Linked DNA regions of Homo sapiens: all the other regions are linked to region 2. Evidence: chromatin loops called from intact Hi-C (ENCODE). Cell type or tissue: heart right ventricle. All regions are shown on one strand.

Region 1 (5,000 bases), 120 kb after region 2:
ACTGGGAAGTGAGGAGCCCCTCTGCCCGGCCAGCCGCCCCGTCCGGGAGGGAGGTGGGGGGGTCGGCCCCCCGCCCGGCCAGCCGCCCCGTCCGGGAGGGAGGTGGGGGGGGGTCGGCCCCCCTGTCTGGCCAGCCGCCCCGTCCGGGAGGTGAGGGGCGCCTCTGCCCGGCCGCCCCTACTGGAAAGTGAGGAGCCCCTCTGCCCGGCCACCACCCCGTCTGGGAGGTGTGCCCAACAGCTCATTGAGAACGGGCCAGGATGACAATGGCGGCTTTGTGGAATAGAAAGGCGGGAAAGGTGGGGAAAAGATTGAGAAATCCGATGGTTGCCGTGTCTGTGTAGAAAGAAGTAGACATGGGAGACTTTTCATTTTGTTCTGCACTAAGAAAAATTCCTCTGCCTTGGGATCCTGTTGATCTGTGACCTTACCCCCAACCCTGTGCTCTCTGAAACATGTGCTGTGTCCACTCAGGGTTAAATGGATTAAGGGCGGTGCAAGATGTGCTTTGTTAAACAGATGCTTGAAGGCAGCATGCTCGTTAAGAGTCATCACCAATCCCTAATCTCAAGTAATCAGGGACACAAACACTGCGGAAGGCCGCAGGGTCCTCTGCCTAGGAAAACCAGAGACCTTTGTTCACTTGTTTATCTGCTGACCTTCCCTCCACTATTGTCCCATGACCCTGCCAAATCCCCCTCTGTGAGAAACACCCAAGAATTATCAATAAAAAAATAAATTAAAAAAAAAAAAAAAAAAAGAATAGATGCTGGGGAACAATTAGCTGTGTGCAACAGAGTTTACCTTTTGGAAAGATCTCTTGGGGGAAGGGTGGAGAAAGGGCTGGATGGTAACAGATCACAGCCAAAGAAATAACCTGAACCAAGGCAGAGACATCCGGGATGGAGAGAAGTGGCAGAAGGCTTATGAGATATGGAAGTTGAATGGACAGGATGTGTGACTAATTGGCTATACTTCTAATTAACTGTACTTATCATAGCCTGTATTTATGCGATTAACTATTTAATATCTACGTTTCAGGACGGGCTCACACCTGTAATCCCAGCACTTTGGGAGGCTGAGGCGGGCAGATCACGAGGTCAGGAGATAGAGACCATCCTGGCCAACATGGTGAAACCCCGTTTCCACTAAAAATACAAAAATTAGCTGGGTTGGTGGTGTGTGCCTGTAATCCCAACTATTCGGGAGGCTGAGCCCCAAGAATCACTTGAACCCAGGAGGCGGAGGTTGCTGTGAGCCAAGATAATGCTACTGTACTCCAGCCTGGCGATAGAGCGAGACTCCATCTCAAAACAAACAAACAAACAAAAAAAACAAAAAAAGGCTAGGCGCAGCGGCTCACGCCTGTAATCCCAACATTTCGGGAGGCTGAGATGGGCGGATCACAAGGTCAGGAGTTTGAAATCAGCCTGGCCAACACAGTGAAACCTCATTTCTACTAAAAAAATACAAAAATATTAGCTGGACATGGTGGCGGGTGCCTTTCATCCCAGCTACTTGGGAGACTGAGGCAAGGTGAATTGCTTGAACCTGGGAGGTGGAGGATGCAGTGAGCCAAGATTGCGCCACTGCGCTCCAGCCCAAGCAACAGTGCAAGACTCTGTCTCAGAAAAAAAAAAATCTCCCTCTCCAGGAGGATTATAAGCTCCATGAAGACAGAGATTGAGTCTGTTTTGCTTATCACAGCATCCCAGGGCCAGTGCCAAATACAGTGCCTGGCATACAATAAGTGCTTATGTGTGAGCGAATGAATGAGATAAAAGAGGAGCAGCCAAGGACAATAACAACAATAACTCTGGGGACAAGTTTGATTGAGAAAAATCAAAATCTTAAAGTAAACGTCAAACAAAAAAAAATTTTTTTTTTTTGAGACAGGGTCTTACCCTATTGACCAGGCTAGAGGGCAGTGGCACGATCACAGCTCACTTCAGCCTCGACCTCTCCAAGTAGCTGGGACTATACTACAGGTGGGTGCCACCACCTCTAGCTGATTTTTGTATTTTTCTTTTTCTTTTTTTTTGAGACGGAGTCTTGCTCTGTCACCAGGCTGGAGTGCAGTGGTGGGATCTCGGCTCACTGCAACCTCCGCCTCCTGGTTTCAAGCGATTCTCCTGCCTCAGCCTCCTGAGTAGCTGGATTACAGGTGCATGCCACCACACCCAGCTAATTTTTGTATTTTTAGTAGAGATGGGGTTTTGCCATGTTGGCCAGGCTGGTCTTGAACTCCTGACCTCAGGTAATCCACCCACCTCAGCCTCCCAAAGTGTTGGGATTACAGGCATAAACCACAGCACCTGGCCTAACAGTTATTTTTAAAAATAATTTCTACCAACTGTAATCTGTCATCCCCTTTCCTGACGGACATTTGGCCCCCTTGATGACATCTCCAGCTGGTTCCAAAACTTTTCAGTCGTTTTTAGTTATTAATGCAGTCTCTTGTTTCAGCCATTAACTTGGTCTTTCCATTTTCGAAGGTCAGTCTCCTTTGGGACTCACAGTCCAGCAGGCAGGCCTATGGCATGGAGGGGAGATGGGTCTGCTCTCTCTTGTCTGCCCTCTGGTGGGGAGAAACAAGAAGGAAAAAAAGGACTTGTTTCCTTAGATGTCCCCTGCTGGCCCTTGGCTGACCTCTTCTTCGCTTCTCGCGAGGTGTCTGTGTTCCTGTCCTCTCAGACATCACAGCTGCTCAGCTCCTTATCTGTAGACACGGGGTGATGGAGTAGCACGCTGCAAAAGGGCTTGGTGCCTAGTTGCTCTCCTCTGCTGGTGGCCTCTGGCTCACCCTTCACAGTGCACCTCTTTGCCCCCCGCAGGCCTGCTGCCCCATCACATCTACCCTCTGCAGCCCCAGCCTGGGGCCTGTGGACACAGGCCTGTCTCAGAAAAAATCTCAGAATCCATCTTTCTGCCACTCCTTGCCACCTGATCACATCCTTGGCCTTCCCTCTCCATGCCCTTTCCCCTATTTCGTAGCACCAGGACAGGTTGGCAAGTGTAGTTGCTCAGCAAACATCATCAGGGAAGGAGAAGTCAGATGCCCTCTGGTGGCACCGCACACCTGATGAATGATTCTTTTGGCTCTGTTCCAGTTAGCTACTGTCCTAGTTAGCTCTGTTCCAGTTAGCTTGTGTAACTAACGGATCAGCCTCAACTTCGAGGTATAACACAATCACCATTTCATCATGGTCATGGAATCTGTGGGTCAGGAGTTTCACAAGGCACAGTGGGGATGACTGGTCTCTGCTTACGGTAGGTGGCCTCCAAGATGGCTCTCAAAGTCCCCTCCCCCCTGGTATTCACCCCCTTGTGTAGTCCCCTGCCACACCATATCAGTTGGTCTGTGTGACCAATAGAACATAGCAGAAGTGATAGTATGTCGCTTTTGAAGCTAGGTTGTGGAAGATAGTGTGAGGCTGGGCGCGGTATCTTACACTTATAATCCCAGCACTTGGGGAGGCCAAGGTAGAAGGATCGCTTCTACTTGATTGAGAAAAGCCAGGAGTTTGAGACCAGTCTGGGCAACATAGGGAGACCCTGTATCTACAAAAAAATTTTTAAAAATTAGCCGGTGCAGAACGAGACTCCGTCTCAAAAAAAAAAAAAAATTAGCCGGTGCAATGACTCACACCTGTAGTCGCAGCTAGTTGGGAGGCTGAGGCAGGAGGATTGCTTGAACACAGGAGGTAGAGGCTGTAGTGATCTGTGATTGTGCCACTCTGCACTCTAGCCTGGGTGACAGTGCAAGACTCTGTCTCAGAAAAAAAAAAAAAAGAAGATATTGTGGCTTCTGCCTCTCTGTCTCTTGGATCACTCCCTTGGGGAAGCCAGGTGCCGTGTTGTGAGGCCAGCTGCCTCTATGGAGAGGCCCACCTGGAGAGGAACTGAGGCTTCCTGCCAATGGCCACATGAATGAGCTTGGAAATGGATCCTCTGGCCCCAGAGAAAGTAGATGACTGCAGCCCTGCCGACAGCTTAACTGCAATTTCATGAGAGACCTCGAATCAGAATCACCCAGATATGCTACTCTTGGATTCCTGACTATCAGAAACTGTGTGAGATGATAAATATTTATTGTTTTAAGCTGTTACATTCTGGGGGTAACTTGCCATGCAACAGTGCATAACTAATACACTGCGCCATGATGTCTGGGACCTTAGCTGGGAAGACTCAAATGGCTGGGGGCTGGAATCACCTGGAGGTTGCTTCACTCACATGACCAGTGCCTGAGCTGGGACTGTCACCTGGAGAACCTAAACGTGGCCTCCCCATGTGGCTTGGCTTCTCACAGCATAGCACCTGGGTACCAAAAATGAGTGCCTGTAAACTGAGCTTTCTAAGAGACCAAGGAAGAAGTTACAAGGTTTCTTTTGGCCTAGCCTGAGAAATGGTGCATTGTAACTTCTGCTGCATTCTCTGGGTTAGTAGCAGTCACCAAGGCCAGGAGGAGAATTTGACTGGTCCCCTTGACAAAGTAAAAAGGTCATATTGCAAAACCTGTCTTGGGGGAATTGCCTGCCCTACCCTGAGGGAGACAGGGACAGATGGCTTCGTTTCACAAGCCCTGCATAGCTCCTGCATAGAACAGCACTACATAGTGCTAGTTCTGCTGAAATAGCACTTCCTATCAACCCTTCAGGGGAGCTTCTGAGCTTGGAAGGTGGAGCATTTCTCAGCTTTTGTTCTCATTTGTGGACTCTGGCGCTAATTCTTTTTTTTTTTTTTTTTTTTTTTTTTTGAGACGGAGTCTTGCTGTGTCGCCCAGCCTGGAGTGCAGTGGTGCGATCTCGGCTCACTGCAAGCTCCGCCTCCCGGGTTCACGCCATTCTCCTGCCTCAGCCTCCCGAGTAGCTAGGACTACAGGTGCCTGCCACCAGGCCCGGCTAATTTTTTAAAAATATTTTTAGTAGAGACAGGGTTTCACCGTGTTAGCCAGGATGGTCTCGATCTCCTGACCTCGTGATCCGCCCGCCTCGGCCTCC
Region 2 (5,000 bases):
AGTAAAAATACAAAAAGTAGCCAGGTGTGCTGGCATGAGCCTGTAATTCCAGCTACTTGGGAGGCTGAGGTGGGAGGATTGCTTGAACCTGGGAAGCAGAGGTTGCAGTGAGCCGAGATTGCGCCTCTGCACTCCAGCGTAGGCAACAGAGCAAGACTCTGTCTCCAAAAAAAAAAAAATTCTTAGCTGCTAAAGCCAATATGCTGAGTCCAGAACCTCTAGTACCCCCATATTGATAAATTCAATGCAAATGAAAATAAATGTATATTCCTATCTTCCTGGTCCAACATCTTTGGAATATACTCTACACATTTTCCCCTTGTTTCTGCTGATACAAATTAGCAAAGTCTTACAATTCTTCTGTAAGTCTCTCAGATCAGACTTTGGGTTTGCCTTCCAGAAGCATACTGGGATCTGACTCTAGTTAGAGCTGGTAGCAAGGAGGGGTAGGGGGTGGGACACGAGAAGTATTAGTATTCCCCTTTAAGACAACTACCCCAGGGTCTTCAAGCAGCAGAACCAGCCATATCTATAAGGGGAAGAATGGCTGCTTCTGCTGGTTAAAAGAAGTAGAGTTTGTGAGTTGACAGCACTAGGATTTATCCAAATCCACTCAAGGGTCCCCATTGCTCATTTCAGAGCCCCATTTTCACATAAGAGGCCTGGTAAAGCTACGAATTCAACTTATGTTGTATGTAATTCAGTGATCCAGAATCTCCCTTTGATTTTGATGTACATGAGCCTTGCGGCTACAAAAGATAAAATTCTTTTGGGTCTCTCCCATACTATGCCTTGAGCTGCAAATGTCAAACTTTTGAGCTTTTTGTCTTTTTCCTTTAACCCCTCTAGTGTAGTCACCATCATTTGTCCCCATTTCTTACATGATGATCTATCATGGCAGCCCTTTGAGGTGCCAACGTCTTTTCTCCAAAAGACATTTCATTTCAGGTGACCACAGGTGTAAGCAATTTGCCTACCAGTTTATCATTTTCCAATGGTGACTAGATCTACATTTCATTCAAATGCAGCTTAGTCATAACTAATCTAAGAAGCCCATCTTTGAGGGCCTGTTACTAGTAACCACTTTTGGAACCAAATACTATATTAGCCAGGATTCAGTAACTGCAGGAAACAATACTCCTCTACCAATTTTAAGTGGAAAAGGATTCAACACAGGTAAATTAGGTGCTTACAAAAGCACTGGAAAGCCTGGGGAACATGGCCATAGGCTGGGCCTCCAGGCGATTCCCAGACCTGGAATTAGCCTTCCATGTGAGCTGCTACCTCTGCCACCATAGGGGAGATGAGCAATTAGGAGGCCACTACAGGTTGACTACAAGAAAACATATCGCAAACTGCTATCTATGGATCCAGACACCCTTCAACACCCACAAAGCTACTGATGGCTATTAGAATGCAGTTAAAGAGAAACCTAAGGTCTCTACATCTTGCAGGAGCAATAGCCAAAGTAGCTAAAGATAACCCCTGAATCACTCCTCCTTCCACATCTTGTTTGTGCATCTAACTGGCAAAACTTGACCTTAGGTTACATTCAGAACCTTGGTTTCAAGGAAATCTAAGACATGAAGTTTTTAGTTTTCCAGCCTCTGCAGCATACGAAGGTACATTAGGTGAGCATAAATGAGTATTCATTTACCATATCCACAAGCTTCTTCACATTGGCCTGTCCAAGTAGTACTAGTGATCAGACATGCCCCTCCCAGTTTCAACCTTTTTGAAAGCTGGCCGCAAGCACTGCATCTGTCTGGCGCTGAAGATTACCTCCTCCTGGCCCAAAGAAATCTAAAATTTCCTTGTCTTCAGAGTTGTTTGGCTAATCTACACAATCTTGCTCCAGCTGTCTTTGACCTAATCCACTACTCTCCCCACCTTGGTCCACTTTGTTCCAGCCATATAGGCCTCTATACTATGCTTTTTTGGAAACAGACTAAGGATGCTCTACCAAAGGGCCTTTGTAGTTTATTCCTCATGTCTGGTATGTGCTTCCCCTAGATATTCACATAGTTCTCTTCCTTGCTCCATTAAAGTCTCTAATAAAATGGAACCTTATCAAGGAGGACCAACCTGGTCATGTCAAGTAGCACTATCTACCACTCTGTCTTCCCTGTTTTTCTTCACAGATTACTTATCCTCACTCCAGGTTATATATCTGATTGCCTTCCCCCGTTAAGAGTCTAAGTTCCATGGGGACAGGAACTTTGTATTTTAGTCATTGCTACATCTTATACCTGAAATGCGGTAGGTATTTCAGAATGAATGAAGGCTGTATGAAGAGGAAATTAAACTTTCTCCATTTTCTAAGCTATTATTATTATTTTTTTTTTTTTGTGAGACGGAGTCTCGCTCTGTTGCCCAGGCTGGAGTGCAGTGGCGCAATCTCAGCTCACTGCAAGCTTTGCCTCCCGGGTTCACGCCATTCTCCTGCCTCAGCCTCTCGAGTTGCTGGGACTACAGGCGCCCACCACTACGCCCGGCTAATTTTGTGTATTTTTAGTAGAGACGGGGTTTCACCCGTGTTAGCCAGGATGGTCTCGATCTCCCGACCTTGTGAGCCGCCCGCCTCAGCCTCCCAAAGTGCTGGGATTACAGGCATGAGCCACCACGCCCGGCCAAGCTATTGTAACTTTTCTAATGCATTATTTGTGTTCGCCTCTAGGTGGTGATGATGGGCCTTTTCATCTACTAAAGTGTCGCTAAGGATTAGAATAAATTTAAATTTTTCATAGCCTCTGGCCTAGAGGTCTAGGCTTCCTTTCTTATATGATATCTAAAATCTCCTTTAACTCATTTCTTCTTCTTCCTGCAGGAGGAAAAAACATGGGCCTTTACCAAAAACATTTTCAGTATACCATCTCAGTCTTCACAACCCCTTAACTAGGATCATCATCTCCATTTTGGCTAAGTGAAAACAGACTCAGAGTAAACTGCCCAAATCTCACAGCTGTAGTAAGTGGAACCCAGATAAGAAATATAGGTTTAGCCATAAACTACTGCCCCTCCAACAGACTTCTTTGATTTTATCAAAGAAGTGAATTGTTCTCTCGAGGCTTCAAGAGAATTCCAAGTTTTGAGTTGATAATTTGCGTTTCAGAGATCTCCAGGCTGTCTGCCTCTTTTTCCAACAAGTTCTCTTTTTCACACAAGTACACGCCCCCTTCAGGGAACATTCTTCCAGAAATCCAAAGTCCACTAACAGCATTTCCTGTCCTAGGTGCAGGGAAATGTGTGAAGTCTGGCTGCAGTGCCCAAGAGATAAGAATCTTCTAAGCTGGCTGTTGTCCAGACTTGCCATCCTCATTGTAGTAAAACACTGGCCAGGAAGACAAAAGTGCATCTGTGAAAGGAAACAGAAAGTCATCTGGTCTTCAGGGAAAGGAGGATTTCAATTTTTCCTCTGGGCCCAGGACTAAGGTGAGAGAGGTCTGACACTGGAAGCTCTTTAAATGCAATCTGAGGGCCGGGCGAGGTGGCTCATGCCTGTAATCCCAGCACTTTAGGAGGCTGAGGTGGGGGGAATCACTTGAGTCAGGAGTTCTAGACCAGCCTGGCCAAAATGGCAAAACCCCATCTCTACTAAAAATACAAAAATTAGCCGGGTGTGGTGGCATGCACCTGTAATCCCAGCTACTTGGGAGTCTGAGACTTGAGAATCACTTGAACCCGGGAGGCTGAGGTTGCAGTGTGCCAAAATCATGCCACTGCACTCCAGTCTGGGGGACAGAGCCAGACTCCGTCTCTAAATACATAAATAAGATCTGAAAGTTGGGGAAGTTAGGGGCATGAAACTGACTCATACAAAGTAAGTCACTCTAAGATTTGGAATCTGACATCAGGTTTCACGAGTCTTCTAATTTTCTTGCTATACTGTATATAAGCTTTCACTTCTAAGGACATTATTTTATTTTGTCAGACGGAGTCTCACTCTGTCACCCAGGCTGGAGTGCAAAGGCGCGATCTCGGCTCACTGCAACATCCGCCTCCCGAGTTCAAGTGATTCTCCTGCCTCAGCCTCCCGAGTAGCTGGACTACAGGTGTGCGCCACCACGCCCAGCTAATTTTTGTATTTTTAGTAGAGACGGGGTTTCACCATGTTGGCCAGGATGGTCTTGATCTCCTGACCTCGTGATTCACCCGCCTTGGCCTCCCAAAGTGCTGGGATTGCAGGTGTGAACCACTGCGCCCAGCCCATTATTTTATTTTTTATTTTATTTTTGAGATGGAGTCTCCCTCTGCCTCCCAGGCTGCAGTGCAGTGGGTGATGTCAGCTCACTGCAACCAGCACCTCCCAGGTTCAAGCGATTCTCCTGCCTCAGCCTCCCGAGTAGCTGGAATTACAGACACATGCCACCAGGCCTGGCTAACTTCTGTATTTTTAGTAGAAACGGGGGTTTCACCATGTTGGCCAGGCTGGTCTCGAACTCCTGACCTCAGGTGATCCACCTGCCTCAGCCTCCCAAAGTGCTGGGATTACAGGCGTGAGCCACTGTGCCCGGCCAGGACATTATTTTACACAGAGGCAAAACTCCAAGTAGTACAAACTTAGCTCAATTTTGACAAATTTGTAAGATCAGATAAATATGTTCAGAGATTTTGAGGGCATACCCCCTCCTTTCATTACAAATCTCAGATTTTAGTCCCTTTTATTTAAACCAGATTAGCAAAACTGAGAAAGTTTATCAGAACACGGAGTGGTATACCTGAGAACACAGCAAACACCTATGTCATTGCTTTGTGATTATGCGCATCAGTGTATTTCTTCCTCCAATAACAGAATATTCTGTTCTCCAACTTGTAACCATGCAACATTCACTGAGAACTCTTTTTTTTTTGAGACAGGGTCTCTGCCACCCAGTCTGGAGTTGCAGTGATGTCGGCTCCCTGCAACCTCTGCCTCCCCAGGCTCAAGCGCTTCTCCTGCCACAGCCCCCTGAGTAGCTGGGATTACAGGCGTGCGCAACTACCGCCTGGCTAATTTTTGT
Region 3 (5,000 bases), 110 kb after region 2:
GGGTCCAGAATTCATAACCCCACTTTTCTCTCAGTAAATGCATATGTCAAGCAGCTTTGTCAGTAAAAAGAGTGATATTCTGATCTCCCTGTGCCTTATTTCTGTGGTTATCCCCTCATTTGGGTCTAAACGTGGGTGAGACCACCCCAAAACCCAACAAACAATTTCTTATGGATGCTATGATTTAAATGACTCAGTTCCAACCAGTTTCTATATCTGTCATTCTGCTCAAGACATTAATTTCTGGCTTGGCTTGGATCTCCTGTTCATCCCTTGGCAATGGTGTAAAGGACCTTAATTGACAGTTCCCTCCAGACTACAGAGAATGGAAGAAGTAGTTTCCCAGAAGCAAATTGTGGCAGTTTCCAAAATAAGAAAGAGATACTGAGCAGGCAGAAACAACAGATGTCCTCTGCAGGGAACTATTGCAAAGGCCCAGGAGAAAGAAAATGCAGGCCTAGACTATGGAGGTAGAATTAATGGGACTTGACACCAGACCAGATGGGGATAAGAATGACTGAGTTGAGGGGCCAAGCGACTGGGGGGGATGATGGTGCCATTAGTATTCATCTCATTCATTCATTAGCTGATTCATTCAACATGCATTTAATGAGCATTTATTATGTGTCTAGTATTGTGCTAGATGCTAAGGATCCAGTGGTAAATAATGAGGCCAGGGTCGGTCTAGGCACAGTGGCTCATGCCTGTAATTTCAACACTTTGGGAGGCCGAGGTGGGAGAATTGCTTGAGGCCAGGTGTTTGAGATCAGCCTGGGCAACATGGCCTGGGCTTGAGCAGTGGGAGGTCCTGCCTGGGACTTTGACCCTTGAGGGACAGAAAGGAAGGGGCAGGGTCTGTTCTTGGCGGGGAGGTGAGAGTCCAGCAGCAGTGGGTGGACAATGACCAGTCATGTCTGTCCAAGTAGTCTTTTCCTGTACCATGTCTTTGGCTGTGTTCTTAGCCTAATTGCTTTTGGTTTCTACTCATGTTTGAAATTTGTGAGAACCCCAGAAAAAATTTAAAAAATTAGCCCGGTGTGGTGGTATGCACCTTTGGTTCTAGCTGATAGAGCAGGAGTATCACCATCTTGGACAAGCACGGCCATTTTAAAATTCACCTTAATCAAAAACCGTCTAAATCCAAAGGGCATCAGCCTAATGGCTTAGGTCAGCATGACCATAAACCACAAATAACATCTCCAACCAGAAACATTCCAAACTCCTCCTCAACCAGAGACATGCTAGCCCCGAAATAACCCCCCTCCAGCTGGGAAGATGCCAGCCCTGAATATAACCCCACACCTGCTGAAAAGATGTCAGCCTCAAGATAACCTCCCCTCTGCCCAGAACATTCCAATCCCGCCATAAACTTCTCCCCAACACATAAACATTCCAAGCTTGTAATAAGCCCCCTCACCCTAAAACCAATATATATCTCTGTAAGAGAAAGCACTCCTTATTTTTTCTCTAAAATAAGCTTGTCTTTAAGGGGTTAAGTCACGTTTCGTGTTTCTTTCTTCTTTCTTAACTCTTACACTAGCTACTTGGGAGGCTGAAGTGTGGGAATCACTTGCTGCCAGGAGGTTGAGGCTGCCATAAACTATAATTAGCCCATTGTACTCCAGCCCAGGTGACAGAGCGAGACCCTGTCTCTAAAAACAAAACAAAAGCAAGGTTTCCACCTTTAGAAAACTCTCCACTTCGGGCTGGGCGCAGTGGCTCACACCTGTAATCCCAGCACTTTGGGAGGCCGAGGCGGTCAGATCACCTGAGGTCAGGAGTTTAAGACCAGCGTGGCCAGCATGGTGAAACCCTGTCTCTACTAAAAATACCAAAATTAGCCAGGTGTGGTGGCATGTGCCTGTAATCCCAGCTACTTAGGAGGCTGAGGCAGGAGAATCACTTGAACCTAGGAGGCAGAGGTTGTAGTGGGCTGAGACTGTGCCACTGCACTCTAGACTGGGTGACAGAGCAAGACCCCATCTCAAAAAAAAAAAAAGAAAAGAAAAGAAAACTCTCCACTTCTACAGAACTTGCAGTCAAGCGGGGGAAAAAAACAAAAAAAACAACAAATAAGACATTGACGGAGTCTGTGCTGGGAAAGGTACAGGCTTCAGTAACAGCACAATAGAGGAGCCCCCAGCTCAGATTTGAGGGGAAATGATGTGTAAGTGAGATGAAACCTTAAGAACAAGGAGGATTTGCTTAGGGAAGAGAGGGAAGAAGGGTATTCTAGACAAAGGGAATGGCATGTGCAAAGGCCTGGAGTTAAGAAAGATTATGACAAGAGGTTGGGCGTGGTGGCTCATGCCTGTAATCTCAACACTTTGGGAGGCCGAGGTGGGCAGATCACCTGAGGTCAGGAGTTCAGGACCAGCCTGGCCAACATGGTGAAACCCCATCCCTACTAAAAATACAAAAATTAGCCAGGTATGGTGGCGAGCATCTGTGATCCCAGCTACTCGGGAGGCTGAGGCATGAGAATCACTTGAACCTGGGAGGCGGAGGTTTCAGTGAGCCAAGATCATGCCACTGCACTCCAGCCTGAGGGATAGAGCAAGACCCTATCTCCAAAAAAAAAAAAGAAATATTATAGAAAGTTGAGGGGAACTGTGATATTTGGCAGAGGAACACCCCTCTTGTGTTGTGGAAATCCTTCACTGCAAGGAACTTGGGGGAAAACAGAGCCACCCTGCAGAAGCTGAAAGGGCAGACTCTTGCCTGCCTTCTTGGCAACAGGGGAGTGAGCACGTGACCAGGCTTGGCCAGTGGGATGTCCTGCCCAGGACTTTGACTCTTGAGGGAGAGAGAGGAAGGGGCAGGGCCTGTTCTTGGTGGGGAGGTAAGAGTCCAGCCTCAGTGGGTGGACCGTGGCCAGTGGTGGCTGTCCAGGTAGGCTTTTCCTGTGCCATGTCTTTGGCTGTGTTCTTAGCCTAATTACTTTTGGTTCCTACTCATGTTTGGAATTGGTGAAAACCTCACAGTATTCAATAAATTCCTTCACTGCTTAGGTTAGCCACCAAGACTTCTGTTTGGTACAGAGTTGAAAGAGGGTCAGTCTGGCTGGAGTTACAACTCAAGAGGGTAAGGAAAGAAAAAAGGGGGAGAGGAGACAGGGTCCTATGGGAAATTCTCTTGGGGGCTTTTGTGGGAGGCTTTGCTTTCCAGGAAAAAGAGATGCACAAGAAGAAAAACTCCCTTCCTGCCTGCCTCAGGGATGATGCAGCGCTTGAAATGTAGCAGCTATCTTGGGACCAGGAGGGGAGAGCTGCGAGACTCAGAGGGAAGCTGACCTAGGGTCTGACATCACTGAGCTGCTGAATTAAGCAACTCAGATGTCACCTTCTTCCACACTTCCTGTGATGAGAGATAAACCCCTAATGTTCAAACCGCATCTATGTCGGCATTCTGATACTCACTGCCCAAAGCACCTTATGTGACATGGCAAGTAACTTAACCCTGCTGGGCCTCAATTTCTCTTTGCAAAATCAGGATGCCGATACCCACTTCACAGGATCACAGTGAGTATCAGATTACATAATGGATGTAAAGTACTTAGCACGGTGCCCTACTCATGGTAAGCACTCAGTAAATGTTAACTATTACTACCTGCGTCAAAGACATAGAGGAGATGAGCTTGTTTTGTGGGAGGGTAGAGAGGAGAGAAGAATGACGACTAAAAGCTGGGAAGCCAACACTTGAGGGGAAAGGAATCAGAGAATGACTAGAGACTAAAGAAGAAAACCTGAAATTTCATTCTACCCACCACATCCTTTTTTTTTTTTTTTTTTAAGACGGAGTCTCACTCTGTTGTCCAGGCTGGGGTGCAGTGGTGTGACCTTGGTTCACTGCAACCTCTGCCTCCGGGGTTCAAGCAATTCTCCTGCCTCAGCCTCCTGAATAGCTGGGATTACAGGTGCCTGCTACCATGCCTGGCTAATTTTTGTATTTTTAGTAGAGGTGGGATTTCACCATGTTGGCCAGGTTGGTCTTGAACTCCTGACCTCAGATGATCCCCCACCTTAGCCTCCCAAAGTGCTGGGATTACAGGCATGAGCCACCGTGCACGGCCACCACATTCTTTTTCTTTTTCTTTCCCCTTTTTTTTTTTTGAGACAGAGTTTCACTCTGTTGCCCAGGCTGGAGTGCAGTGGCTCGATCTCAGCTCACTGCAACCTCTGCCTCCTGGGTTCAAGCGATTCTCCTGCCTTAGTCTCCCAAGTAGCTAGGATTACAGGTGCCCACCAACAGACTCGGCTAATTTTTATATTTTTAGTAGAGACGAGGTTTCACATGTTGGCCAGGCTGGTCTTGAACTCCTGACTCAAGTGATCCACCCACCTCGGCCTCCCAAAGTGCTGGGATTACAAGCATGAGCCAATGCCCTCAGCCCATTCTATCAATTTTTATCTGCCCTGTAAGGCCTTTGTTGATCTTTCCTTCCTTCCCAAGCCTGGCCTTTGTCCCATCTCTTCACTTAACTCTGTTAAATGTGGGGTTCATGATATCAGCTTGACAATCCCAGATTCTTTCATTCAGGAATTCTCTGGACATGCATCAAATATATCTCTTGGAGACACTCTCATTTCCAGGAGTTCCCAGTTGATATGCAAATTAGGCCTTTATAGTTACTTCCAGACACTTGGAAACTGTGAGTAAAGCTTCTCCAGTCTGCCTCTCCAGTCTATTCTATTAACCACTATGCTATGTTGTCTCTCATATGTAGTGGGACACTGATTAGTGTTTATTGATAGAAATGATGAAGAAGGAGTGTTACCAAAGCCAAATAAAAAGTTTCTGGGAGTGTATTAGTCAGCTTCAGCTAAGTTATATTGCAGCGACAAATAACCCCAAAATATCAGCTTACAGAAAGGGTTACATGTTAGCTGCAGGTGATGCAGGCTGAAGGTTCGGTTCTTGGAAGAGAGGGAAAAGGTACACTGGTATGCTGGTATAACTTGCATTAGAGAAAGCTGATAGTGTATATCTCTTCCCAACTT
Region 4 (5,000 bases), 74 kb after region 2:
AATTTAGGTTGTTTCCAATTCTAACCCTGTTATAAAGAATGCTTTCTGCACATACTTAGTCATTTCCTTGGGGGACATGTACAAACTGGAATTGCTGAGCCAGAGCTGCTAGCTTGGAAACACTTACTGAGCACTATGGGAGTCACTGTTCTAAAACACCTGACAGACATGAACTCATCCTGTCAACAGCACAAAGAGAGAGGTACTGTTCTCATTCCCTTACCACAGGACAATTTTCAAAGGTTTCCAAAACATGAGCCAACATATTCTCACTAAAGACTCTCACGGCCCACTCCAGCACCTCACTGGTGTCACGTGCACACAGATCTACCCCACCATGTTCTTTTGTGCTCCCTCCTATTTTGGCCTCAAGATAGGAGCAGGTACAGCCAGGCCAAGGTGTGGTTTCAGCAGTTGAAGATGCTCCCCTCATCTTCAACTATAGAATGTCCTACTCTCAGTAAGCTTTGGGGGTGCCAAGACCATTGCTATCTGGTTGGCTGCCATGTCAGGACCACAATGTCTCCTGCCAGCCTGGAGTAGAATCAGCATCCCTGGGGAAGATAACACTGATTCCCATCTCCACTCAGGGGCACATCTGGCAGCTCAGGAAACACTCCAGTGAAAAGCAACCTGTTCGGGTTTGGTACTGAATTCCAAGGGGGATGAGGTGGCACTGAGGAATAGGAATGGGTAAAGATACCTATCCTGAAATAGCTGGTAGCCATGGTAAGGTCCTTTTTTCCTCAGCAAATGGCCCTGGGAAAGGACATAGAAAGGATCATTTATTGGGCAGCTGCTATTTCTCAATTCATATGAACTTCACCACTCTTCTAGATGAGTGCTATGACCCTCATTTTACAGATGAGTTCATTGAGGCTTACAGGTTAAGTGTCTCCCTCAAGGCACACAGTAAGCTACTGTCAGGGCCAAGATCTAAGCACAGACCATCTTTGTCATCCTCAGAACTCATGCCCATACCACTAGACACATGACTGGAAAAGAGAGCTGACAATAAAACTGAAGGACTTCCCCCACTTCAGCCCCACAGCAAAGTATCGCCTGATTCATGGTCAAAGCACAGACTGTGGTGTGTTTAGGGGAGAGAGGAAGAGTGGCACATGGGCTGAGCTTAAAGCGGTCCATCAAATCTCTATGTACGTATCCTTGTCTTTTGCTCTTCTGCATTCTTGACATTATTCATGAGCTGAAAAACTTCCCTTCTACGGTCACTGTGCTTTGTTTGAAAAACTTATCTCTAATCAGATACAGATTTCCCAAGAACTCTGGTAGGGGTTCTCTAGGTCAGCAGTCTCCAAGATTTTTGGCACCAGGGACTAGTTTCGTGGAAGACAATTTTTCCACAGACCAGGATGAAACTGTTCCACCTCAGATAATCAGGCATTAATTAGATTCTCACAAGGAGCGGGCAACCTACATTACTCGCATGCATAGTTCACAATAGGGTTTGTGCTCCTATGAGAATCTAATGCTACTGCTGATCTGACAGGAGGTGGAGCTTAGGCGGTAATGCTCACTTGCCTGTCGCTCACCTCCTGCTGGTGGTAGTCATGGCCTGGGGGTTGGGGACCCCTGCTTGAGGTTAAAGCAGCCCAGAGCACCAGTGGCCGCTGTACCCTCCCTTGTGCTGTGCCCTCAGCTGGAATGCTGCCACCCTCTGCATGGAGTCACCCAGATCCCACTTCCTTCACAAAGCTACCTTCTTCTCTGCAGTCTGACCTCCTGTACTGCATAATTAGCCCTTCCTTTACACTCTGCTTCTCTTCCAAAATAGACTCAAGGCAGTTTACAACACACATGAGCACAAAAATGCTAAACACAGAACTAAAATTGGGCTGGCGTTGAAATTTTATTAAGAAACCATGGCTGAGGAATGATTAACAACTGAACACAAGACGTAGTTTTGAGTTTCCTCACAGCCAGGGCAAGAAGGAAGACAGTAGAAAGTGAAGCATTTCTTTCTTTCTTTTTTTTTTCTTGAGACGGAGCCTTACCCTGTTGCCCAGGCTGGAGTGCAATGGCGCGATCTCGGCTCACTGCAACCTCCGCCTCCCGGGTTCAAGCAATTCTCCTGCCTCGAACTCCCAAATAGTTGCGATTACAGGTGGGCGCCACCATGCCCAGCTGATTTTTTTGTATCTTTAGTAGAGACGGGGTTTCACCACGTTGGCCAGGCTGGTCTCAAACTCCTGACCTTGTGATCCGCATGCCCCGGCCTCCCAAAGTGCTGAGATTACAGGCATGAGCCACCGTGCTCGGCCAAAAATGAAGCATTTCTTATTTAGTAGAAGAAAGAAGACCAGCTAAACAGGAAGCATAATGAACTCCTAGCTAAGCTCAGAGGAATTTGTCTGCAAAACCCTTACAGAACACCACACAATCAAATTATTTGCTCCATAGCAACTTTACCCCCAAAGTGCAGATCTGTTTGGCTTATTGGCTTGAGGGCTACCTGCACAGGATCTAGGCCCATGTTGTCTTGCCCTCTGATGCTCTGTCTTTCCATTTCCACCTGTTTTCTGCTGGGGGCACCTCAATCTGGACTGGGCACCTGGAAGGGGCCCTCTGTGAGAGCAGCTCATCATCACACTGCCATGGATGACTCTAAACCCAAAGCTGCTGCATTCCCAAAACATCAGAAGCACACTGCTCCCCCTGGAGTTATGAATAATGCAACACCATCAGCTACACAGAGCTGCAATCTGAGACGGCTGCCTGTGACTCAACAGCCTACATACACACCCTCTCCTGGCCACCTTATCCAGAACCAGGAGATAATCGTGGAGGACAAGAGATGGGAACCGGCTCCTTCCCCCAACATAACTCACCCCTCCAGCCTTTCTGGAATACGGGTGATTCCAGGAGCTATGCAAATCCAGCACATTGGAACTTTAGTACCAACAATAAGGAAACAACGGAGGATGGCAAAATAGAAAAAGGTCTTACCTGTGGCAGGTCCTTCACTGTAACAGAGCAAACCTACTTGAGTTTCTCCTTTTGTTTGGATCCATGGCTCATAGCCTTTTCTGTATCATGAGTGCCTTTGAGATCATTTCATCTCTCCCCAGCAAAGTGTCAAAGCAATTGGCACAGTGTTAAGAGGCTGGGGTGTGGAGCCAGACTTGGACTCAGGCTCTGGTTCTGCCATTATCAGATGTCTGAATCTCAAAGTCTACAGACATACCATAGAGATAATAGCAATACTTACCTCCACAGGGTTATCGAGGAGAATAAATGAGATAATGCATGCAGAACCTCTCACACAGCTAAGAATTTAATATGTTAGACTATTATTAATTATGAAAACACATAAAGAATTCTGCATATAATTTCAGAGGTCTATGATTTCTAGGGGATCCTTAGCCTGGTTCCGGATGGTCAGTAAGACAACTTTCTTCAATGCCTACATTTTCCCTCTGAATTCCATCTGTGTTTACTAAGCATCTGCTGTGTCCTGGGCAGTCCAACCCACATGAGTATCTTGGTCACTAGTGTCATCAGCACCTTTGAGGGGTAGGGATCATTCCTATTCTACTGATGAGGTGAGATAACTTGTCCAAGGTCGCATGGTGAAGTCGCTGTTGAAATCTGTCTTCTGACTCGTTGCTCTGTCTTCATCTGAGGAAAGACTTGTGAGGCTTCTGAGGAGGCTGCTCTCCATCCTGCTGTGTTCTGTCAGTGACACTTTGTGCACACAGGAGATCCTAAGACACATACCCTAGGCCCTCAGAGCCGGCAGTGACTTCTTCAAAATCAGTTCCGGCAGCGCTGAGTGTCCATGGAAAAGAGCTCTTATTCAGAGCAGCCCTTCCTGTGTGCAGAGCTACGCAAGTAATTAAATCACTTCAGCAACAAGATCAAGGGGACGGATAAGTGTTAGAGACTGTGTTTCAGTCCTGACTGCCTCTTATGCATGACCTCAGGAATGCCACTTCACCTCTCTGAGTCTGGTTTCCTCACCTATAAAAGTGAAGGACAGTTCTGACTCCACAGGGTGCTGTGTGAGGGTTACGTGAAGTCGAGGGTTACATGAAGCCTTTGCATAATACCTGGCACAACGTCAGTCTTCCGGGAGTGGTAGGACTAGTCTGCATTCTTGGTTTGCAGATTAGATGAGGAAACCCAGGCCCAAAGAAGCAAACAAACAATAGCTCACCCAGTCTTCTCTGTTTATTCTTCTCAACTACACCATGCTGCTTTGCAGGTTGGTTTGACAAACATTTCCCCACAATTAGATGCATGATGACCAAGGGAGGAAAGAAAATTTTCACAGGGTATTTAAAAAGCTCAGGGAACAAACAGATCAGTGCAAATCAGTAAGGCTAACACCTGAAAATGACTCTGCACAGGTGAGGAAGTGGAGCAGAAGAGGGAGGGGCTGGTTCAGGGAACAGGATTTAATATGTCAGTGAAGACCCTGCCTCTCTCTGTAACAAGATGCCTAAAGAAGAATAGTGGTGCTTCCAGCCCAGCTCCCTCTTGTTTTGGGAACAACAGTCATTTCTCAGAAACCTCACTTGCAAAGGCAGCCCTTCCAAAAACATGAGAGCTTTAGTTTGGAGAAATTATTTAAGCTCACTTTTGCTGGAGAGGAAATGAATTTAAACTAGGACACACAGAGAAGCAACAAAGAGTGTTAAAGAAGCAACTGAAAAGGTAGTCAAAGATCTGGCTTAAGGATTAGAAGCACTGGCTTTCTAGACTATGGACAAGTGTCCATTCAACAGTTATCCAGCCTGGCAGGAAGCAGATATCTTTCTGTGTATATCTGGATCCAACTAACATTTATCCAATGTCTGTTGCATGCCAGGTACTGAGCAAAAACCTTCTTCCTATAAATTTCATTTAATGCCATTAAGGCCAAGAAGGTGGCATAACCAACTTCCTTTTTCAGCTGAGGAAACAGGAGCACAGTGAATAACTAACTGGCTGGGATTTGTCCTAGGTCCCCTGAACTCCAAGCACAGTGCTATCTCCAC

The links. A loop is a pair of places that touch in the nucleus more often than their neighbours do. Peaks named below come from ENCODE experiments on the same cell type or tissue, not always from the same donor. Only the 100,000 strongest peaks of a DNase experiment are listed, where the experiment ranks them.
Region 1: it touches region 2 in a loop (10-fold over the local background); 95 of 110 quality-filtered maps call a loop at or near these places.
Region 3: it touches region 2 in a loop (2.3-fold over the local background); 94 of 110 quality-filtered maps call a loop at or near these places.
Region 4: it touches region 2 in a loop (3-fold over the local background); 64 of 110 quality-filtered maps call a loop at or near these places.

The regions. Positions count from the first base shown.
Region 1 is chr1:33,052,736-33,057,735 of GRCh38, forward strand. LOC124903969 (a long non-coding RNA gene) reads left to right here and starts at 3,769. Exons shown (of 2, transcript XR_007065697.1): 1 at 3,769-4,073. RefSeq lists an enhancer at 2,393-2,687. In heart right ventricle, a CTCF peak has its summit at 2,589 (motif pointing left); a DNase peak (open chromatin) is centred at 2,656; H3K27ac peaks cover 2,011 bases.
Region 2 is chr1:32,930,923-32,935,922 of GRCh38, forward strand. It overlaps a transcript of RNF19B not described here. Among named protein-coding and RNA genes, the nearest start is that of RNF19B, 31 kb to the right of the region's middle. RefSeq lists a silencer at 3,166-3,460 and an enhancer at 3,166-3,460. In heart right ventricle, a CTCF peak has its summit at 2,681 (motif pointing right); a DNase peak (open chromatin) is centred at 2,619; H3K27ac peaks cover 1,762 bases.
Region 3 is chr1:33,042,639-33,047,638 of GRCh38, forward strand. No RefSeq gene overlaps it. Among named protein-coding and RNA genes, the nearest start is that of AK2, 8.3 kb to the left of the region's middle. In heart right ventricle, no CTCF peak of the experiment used is centred here; no DNase peak of the experiment used is centred here.
Region 4 is chr1:33,004,707-33,009,706 of GRCh38, forward strand. AK2 (adenylate kinase 2) reads right to left here. Exons shown (of 6, transcript NM_001625.4): 6 at 3,280-5,000. Among named protein-coding and RNA genes, the nearest start is that of AK2, 30 kb to the right of the region's middle. In heart right ventricle, a CTCF peak has its summit at 2,672; a DNase peak (open chromatin) is centred at 2,705; H3K27ac peaks cover 2,277 bases.